2 separate regions of the Homo sapiens genome follow, and region 2 is linked to region 1. A link is a contact called in ENCODE Hi-C or POLR2A ChIA-PET data. All regions are on one chromosome and are shown on one strand. Each heading gives the region's core, a stretch centred on a gene start or an enhancer-like site at or near the end of the contact. The rest is flanking DNA. Distances are from core to core; before and after follow the strand shown.

Region 1 (3,918 bases), core at 1,038-3,537:
GCCTGGGTAACAGAGTAAGACTCAAAAAAAAAAAAAAAAAAAAAGAAATGGGAGCAGCTCTTTAATCTTTTCCTTCTGCGTGCGCGTTCTCTTGCTCCTTATTCATTGCTGTCCTATATGCTGTTTTTCAGTCCCAAATGCCACCTGTATCTAGGAAGCTTTCATTCTTGACCAAATCCTGGAGCACTATGCAACTTCCGCAGCCCCAGTATAGAAGCAGGAGTATTAATTCTCAGGTCAAACACAAATTAATCAGTGAATACAATGATCTTCTACTTTGGTTTCTTATTCTTGCAATTGTTTTGCCAGTGAATAGTGTCACTAGGTAAGCTACATGTAGCTCTTTGGCTTCTAATGGCTTATCATTGCCTCAGAGGCTTCTGTATTATCCTTCAGCGATTTGTCTTTGAAATGAAGCAGAAGGAAAGCCTGCCAGTGGTTTCTTGGGGCCCTTTATTCTCCTAAATTTTAGAGAAATGGTACCTATCTAGAGGTCTTTGGTAAAGCAAAATTTGCTTAATAATAGAGTGTGTTGTAGAATCCTAGAGGTTTCTAATATTTTCTGTAATTGTCTCTTGTTAATGTAGGGTTTCTCTGGACCCTGCAGCTGGCAATCATTACCCCTGTCAACACTCTCTCTTTACAGACTCTAATGCTCCATCAGCTCAACACAGCATCCACGTCCTCAAAACCTTCCATCATAGTAAACATAAGACTCGGTAAGTGTCCTGAGGCTTGAAAGAATACTCTCACAGAAGTCTCACATAAGTGTTTGAGGCTTGAAAGAATACTCTCACAGAAGTCACATCATCCCAAAGTGATAACAATATTTGATTAATTAGGAAATATTGGACATTTATATGAGTGGAATTATCATATTTCCTCAAATACTGCATGAAAATTGGGTGCCTAGTAATTCGTTGCTACGTTGGATTAATCTGTAGCCTGCATGACTCCATTGATCTATCTTGCAGGAATTCAAATTATGAAGATAGTATCTGAATATGCATGTTTGAAAGATGTTTGTTTGTTTGTGTTTACCGAGTCTTATGTTTAAAACTGTGATGGAAGGTTTTGAGGACATGGATGCTATGTTGAGCTGATGAAGCATTAGTGTCTGTAAAGAGAGAGTGTTGAGGAAATATGATAATTCCACTCATATAAATGTCCAGTATTTCCTAATTAATCAAACCTTGTTATCACTTTGGGATAATGTGACTTCTGTGAGAGTATTCTTTCAAGCCCACCTTTGGCCTGCATTATGTGCCTTTAGGCCACTGCATTAAAAGCACGTAGCAGGGAGCACACTTGGCACATATAGGCAGGTGCTTGTCCTAGCAGCCCAGCCCAGCAGGGGCATATGACTCCATCGGCAGGGTTCCAAATTCATATTAGTGTTGTCTGCTTGCCAGGTGGTATAAAACTGTGCGGTAGTACTGAATTCTTTCCTTTTACAATGCTGTTTTCCATCTGGCTTTGATTCTTTTTTTTTTTTTAATCACAAAGTATACTTCCAGAAAAAGGAATATACATTACCTGTATCAAAAAAGACAGGCCATCTTAAATTAACATTTGAAAAACTAGATTTCATCTGCAAAATTCTAAAATAAATTTTGGATGTTTTTCTATATGCAAGTTACTTTCATATTCGAAAGAAGATTGACCCGTTTATATAAGTGAATAAATTTACCTGTGGAACACTACAAATATAAAAGCTCTGTCAAAAGGAGGCTTTCTCCCAATATTTTTTCTCCATTCTTTCTTTGTAGAATCCCTAGTTTTTAGTGGGCCTCTCTCTGTCCAGAAAAAGATTGTATTTCTCCACTTCCTTTGTAACTTGACGTGGCCATGTCTGTCCAGCTGGATATAAGCAGGAGTGGTGCGTGGAATTTTCAGGAACTATCCTTAAAGGGAAAAGGTTCTTCTGCTTTTCTCCTTTTTTTTTTTTTTTTTTTTTTTTTTCTGAGACGGAGACTCGCTCTGTCGCCCAGGCTGGAGTGCAGTGGCACGATCTCGGCTCACTGCAAGCTCCGCCTCCCGGGTTCACGCCATTCTCCTGCCTCAGGCTCGCGAGTAGCTGGGACTACAGGCTCCAGCCACCACGCCTGGCTAATTTTTTGTATTTTTAGTAGAGACGGGGTTTCACCGTGTTAGCCAGGATGGTCTCTATCTCCTGACCTCATGATCCACCCGCCTCGGCCTCCTAAAGTGCTGGGATTACAGGCGTGAGCCACGGCGCCCCGCCTGCTTTTCTCCTTTCTGGCTACATTGTGAATGTGAGAGCTGGAGCGTGAATACGCACCTTAGACTATGAGTGGAAACCATGTGCTAAGGATGATAGAGCCAAAGATAAGAGCCCGGTTTCCTGGCATCGTGGGACGGCGCGTCACCTCTAGAGAGACTACTACCTCCCTAGAGAGATTTTTAACGTGAGTGAGAAAGTAATCTGCTTTTTTGATAAACCACTGTAATTTTGCATTTACTGTTATTCGTAGCTAAACTAATTTAAATGGGTAAACCCTCAGATATGGGAAGAAATTATCTCCTTTTGAAAATACACCATACTGGCAGGGCGTGGTGGCTCACGCCTGTAATCTCAGCACTTTGGGAGGCCGAGGCAGGCGGATCACGAGGTCAGGAGATCGAGACCATCCTGGCTAACACGGTGAAACCCCATCTCTACTAAAAATATTAAAAAAAAATTAGCTGGGCGTGGTGGCGGGCGCCTGTAGTCCCAGCTACTCAGGAGGCTGAGGCAGGAGAATGGCGTGAACCCGGGAGGCGGAGCTTGCAGTGAGCCGAGATCGTGCCACTGCACTCCAGCCTGGGCAACAGAGCAAGACTTCGTCTCAGAAAAAAAAAAAGTTGCTGTACCAACTTTTTTGTACTGTTTATCTATATAACAAGTTTACCTATATAACAAAACCTGCACATGTACCCCTGAACCTAAAAAAAAAAGTTAAAAGAAAAAAAAAGTTGCGGTAACGTTCTAAGAAACCTTCCATAAGAAATATAACTAATATAAACTCCTACTCATAGCTTGATTAAATAAATAATGAAAAAAGGCCGGGCGCGGTGGCTCACGCCTACAATCCCAGCACTTTAGGAGGCCAAGGTCGGCGGATCACGAGGTCAGGAGACAGAGACCATCCTGGCTAACACGGTGAAACCCTGTCTCTACTAAAAAAAAATACAAAAATATTAGCCGGGCTTGGTGGCAGACGCCTGTAGTCCCAGCTACTCGGGAGGCTGAGGCAGGACAATGTCATGAACATGGAAGGCGGAGCTTGCAGTGAGCCGATATCGTGCCACTGCACTCCAGCCTGGGCAACAGAGCGAGACTCCGTCTCAAAAAAAAAAAAAAGAAAGTTATTAGCTATCACAAAACAATGATCTGAAGAAGTTAGCTGATTTTGGATACTCATTTCATAAATGGCTCATATAAATAACAAAAGTAACTAATGAAAGTGTAAAATTAAAATATATTAACTCTGAATTGAGTCTAAATGAATCCACGATGATTAAGAATTCTTACCCACCCACTTCAAAATGGAAGCATCAGTTTCCAGCAAACACATTTTACTTCTCTTTATATGAGTAGCAGTTGCTAGATCTTTTTTTTTTGTTTTTTTAATTGAGATGGAGTCTTGCTCTGTCGCCCAGGCTGGAGTGCAGTGGCACGATCTCAGCTCACTGCAACCTCCACCTCCTGGGTTCAAGCTATTCTCCTGCCTCAGCCTCCCGAATAGTTGGGACTACAGGTGCGCACCACCACACCCAGCTAATTTTTGTATTTTTAGTAGAGACGGGGTTTCACCATGTTGGCCAGGATGGTCTCGATCTTTTGACCTTGTGATCTCCCTGCCTTGGCCTCCCAAAGTGCTGGGATTACAGGCATAAGCCACTGAACCCGGCTGT
Region 2 (3,918 bases), core at 165-2,664, 86 kb before region 1:
AAGACCTTAGTTTATGAAAATCTTCAAAGACAACAGAACTTTATAAAATATCAAAATTAAGCAGAATAAAAATTAGATTGTTAGGCACAGAAAGAAAACTGTGAAATTAACATCACCTTGATTTTAGAAAGCATGACAAAATCTCCCACCACAATTTTAATTGTTGAAATCCAGTAACATGGGGGTGGGGAATGCACTCTCGACTAGATGATGGCATGAAATCATCAGTTCTAAATTCTAAGGCACAATACTAATTATATATGGTATAAAAGAGAACAATCTTGCCTGTATTAACTGTTACTCAGTGAGAAAAGGAACCAAAATATGTAAACATAAACAGAAAGCTAATTAAAAGCTGTAAGTTTGTTTCACCTTCAAAATCAACAAGATGGATCAAGTACACATAAACCAGAATCTTGTTCTCATGTAATATACAGGATTAGCAGTATCACTCTTTTTCCCATAACTAAAAATGGTCTTTCAAAAATTCTCAGGTACAGTCTCTTCCAGGTAGTTTTATAGACAACGTAACATAATGAAATTAGAAAGATCTGAAAGGTCTAGTTTCCACGAAACGAATCTCACAAAGATTAGTTAAGTATCTAATTGCCCCCAGGAAATCTGGTAGAATCTCAACTATCCTGGTTGAATTCCTTATTTTTTCAAAGGAGCTTACTGAAATAACATTGATTATATTTTGTCAAATAGCTAGAAAAGAGGATTTTGAGTGTTCCCAACACAAATAAATGAGATGATATGCAAATTACTCTTTTGAACATTATAAAAATATACTGTATGTATCGAAACATCACTATGTACCCCATAAATATGTAGAATTGTCAATTTAGAAAAATTAAAAAATATTTAAAAAGATTAAACCACTTAAAAAAATGAAATAATGTACTATACTATCATAGCCTATCCTTCTGGGTTCACTGTATCGTGCCACAATTTTCAAGCTTGAGGAAATGAAGTCTTATTCACTGCCTTACCCTTGGCCCAGCTTTAATTTTAACAACTAGGAAACAAGCTGAGAGAACTTATGAGTTGTCTATAGGTCACAAAACTAATTAGTGGTTTATCAAAGGACAAAAAACTCTGGTTTCCAAATGCCTATTATTTCCACTAAATTAACACCGAGTCTGGAAATTCCCCTAATAATTCTGAAGGCAGTTGGAAAAAGATCACAGACTCTGCCATGTATTTATATGCTCAGGTTTACATCCCAAAATAATGAGGGTGGCAAAGCAGCCCTGCGCCCTCACACCTCAAAAAGCAGTGGAGAGTTAATTTTCAATCCCACTAGCTTCCAGAAGCCTACAATCAAGCTTTAGGAACCCAATCACAAAGGGCCAAATTCAGGAAGTTCTTCCCTACCACCTACTCCTCCCTATACATAAATTATTATGCAACTGATCCCTTCTACGGATGTTATCTGGAAGGCTTGGTTTGCTTGCCAAGTGGTTATGTGGAATTACTGAACTGAAGAGGTAGAATGAGATTTGAGACTAGTGGACAGAGGACACCAGAGGTCAGTATGGTCTAGGCCAGTGCTCTTCCAAGTGATGGTTTGCCAACTTATCCTGGAGGAAATAAGGAGTTTGCATTTGAATATATAAACATACTGTTTCTTTCACAGAAGTTGTGCTTTAAGGAAAAAAAAAAGTCAGCTGAACTAAACATTCTATTTAAGTGATTAACATTCTGGCACAACCTCCAGGACAGAAAGTTCACAAACCCGAGCACCGGTCTACCACACTACATTGATTTTGCCTATCAAATTCTAGATTAGTCCAAGCTGATACCTTACACTTAACAGAATTCCAGGGTAGAGCATACAATCACATACCAATAACTTTATTTTCTCCACCCCACTGCCATCCTCAAGGAGTTAAGGAAAAAGAAACCCTTCAAATTATGGGATAATTTTTACAATGCCGATGTGCAATAGCAGGTGTCAAATTTCTTAACTTTACAAAAAGAGTAACTAATATTGAGGACTTAAACGAAAGGCCTGCAAACATTTAAAGTTTTCTAGATTTGGCCTGGGATGGTTGCCAATATATGCTCTAAAGCAGCTCTCCAAGTGTTATCCAGGAAACCTTGGGGAACCCCAACAGCCTTTCACAAGACCAGAACTATTTTCATAATAATACTAACATGATTATTTTTTTCTTCCTCATTTTACCACAAGCATACAGTGAAGTTTACCCAGAGGCTCAACAAAACACTGGATGTATCATAACAGATTGAATGCAGAAGCAGATACGAAATTATGAAATTCTAAGTGTCTTTTTCTATTAAGTCAAACATTACTAAGATGTTCAATGTCTATTTTTTTAAAAATTACTTTTCACAAAGATGTTACATATGTTACCATATAATGGGTTTACAATTGATATTTTAAATGAAATGAATAATTTCCCAGTTTTAATTTTTAATATGGTAGATATTGATGAGACTCAAACTTTTTCTTTCCTTTCCGTTCTTCCCCGAGATGAGGTCTTGTTATACTGCCCAGGCTGGTTTCCAACTCCTGGGCTCAAGCGAGCCTCCCTCCTCAGTCTCCTGAGTAGCCAGGACTACAGGTGGGAAGCACCTCGCCTGGCTCAAGACTCAAAAGCTCCAAAGTATGCAGATGATACTTAGTTGATAACAAGATGAGCTGGAATATGAATGCAAACTCATACAGGATTGAACTTAAGCACATCCCAGCAAATCAAAATTGGCATAGAATATTTAGAAGGGAAAATCTCAATTACAGTGTCTTTAAATAAAAATAAGCAACATTTTTTTCCTAATTCAGAGCCCCCTTTGAAAAATCAAATATGCACAACTAATCTAAAATAATCTACAAGTCATACCATGATTTTTTTATTTTACCTTTTATTATTATTATTTTTGAAACAGGGTCTTGCTGTCGGCCAGGCTGGAGGTGCAGTGGCGCAACCATAGCTCAACGCAGCAGCCTTAACCTTCTGGGCTCAAGCAATCCTTTGCTTCAGCCTTCCAAGTAGTTGGGACCACAGGAACACACCACCACACTTAGCTATTTATTTTTTTATTTTTATTTTTTTGTAGAGACAGGCGCTTACTATGTTGCCCAGGCTGGTTTTAAACTCCAAGCCTCAAGTGATCCTCCTGCCTTGGCATTCCAAAGTGCTGGGATTATAGTTGTGAGCCACTGCGCCCAACATTCCCATGACTTTTTTGTGAAGGAGGCATTCACCAAGCTTTTCCTAATCTTTACCATAAGCCAGGCTCTGCGGTAAACACCCCACAATAAATGTTTATCAGAGGACTTAGCAGGGAAGTACATTAAATGTTAACGCCTTAATCTGATACTGAAAATAAAAGATAATTTCAACTTGGTTTTTAATAGTTAACTTGATTTTAAAAAATCACCCACATACCCAAATATCTGTGTAGATAACTCTAAAGCCAACTTTTCAGGTAAGATTAAATTTACAGTTCATAAGGGCTGTTTGTATCATTCCCACTAGGTACATTATAATGCAAAAGACCACTACTTATGCACCTACAGGTGAAATCTAGAGAAACCAGAACGCGGATTCCAGAAACACAAAACATTTTATCTATTCTAGTAATGGTCTTCAACTTTCACTCACATAATTAAGTTCCCTGACACCCTTATGATTTGAATCATTCAAGCTTATCTACGCCCATTATTTATTCTTTCTGACTTCACTGGGTTAAACCCACTGCTGTAAAATCCTAATAATCAAAGTTTGTCTTCCCTGAATGAGGTGTTTGTTTTGTTTGCATTTGTGTTTTACAAAATAAAAAAAAAACAATGCCCACAAGGGCTGCTGCTGTCCTAGGAGTAGACAAATAGCAAATCTAAACTGTCAATGACAAGTGGAACTTTAGGTTAGTGTTACTTTGTAAAGTAATAGA

Evidence for each region. A loop is a pair of places that touch in the nucleus more often than their neighbours do. ChIA-PET counts read pairs that join two places held with the same protein, here RNA polymerase II (POLR2A).
Region 2: a loop to region 1 is called in a map of Caco-2, with 2.3 times the contacts of the local background. The contact joins two enhancer-like sites. A Hi-C loop is called at or near these places in 2 of 168 maps with a recorded cell type or tissue (Caco-2 and posterior vena cava) and 1 of 37 single-sample maps with no recorded cell type. POLR2A ChIA-PET finds 5 or more read pairs at or near these places in 5 of 52 experiments (AG04450, BJ, PC-3 and 2 more).

Annotation. Positions count from the first base shown.
Region 1 is chr10:28,500,745-28,504,662 of GRCh38, reverse strand. No RefSeq gene overlaps it. Among named protein-coding and RNA genes, the nearest start is that of LINC02652, 6.9 kb to the right of the region's middle. Within about 2 kb of position 2,287, at least 3 of the 41 ENCODE cell types and tissues checked have a DNase peak (open chromatin) inside an H3K27ac peak, as active enhancers do.
Region 2 is chr10:28,585,672-28,589,589 of GRCh38, reverse strand. The region is part of intron 4 of WAC (WW domain containing adaptor with coiled-coil); the gene reads right to left. Among named protein-coding and RNA genes, the nearest start is that of WAC, 55 kb to the right of the region's middle. Within about 2 kb of position 1,414, at least 2 of the 41 ENCODE cell types and tissues checked have a DNase peak (open chromatin) inside an H3K27ac peak, as active enhancers do.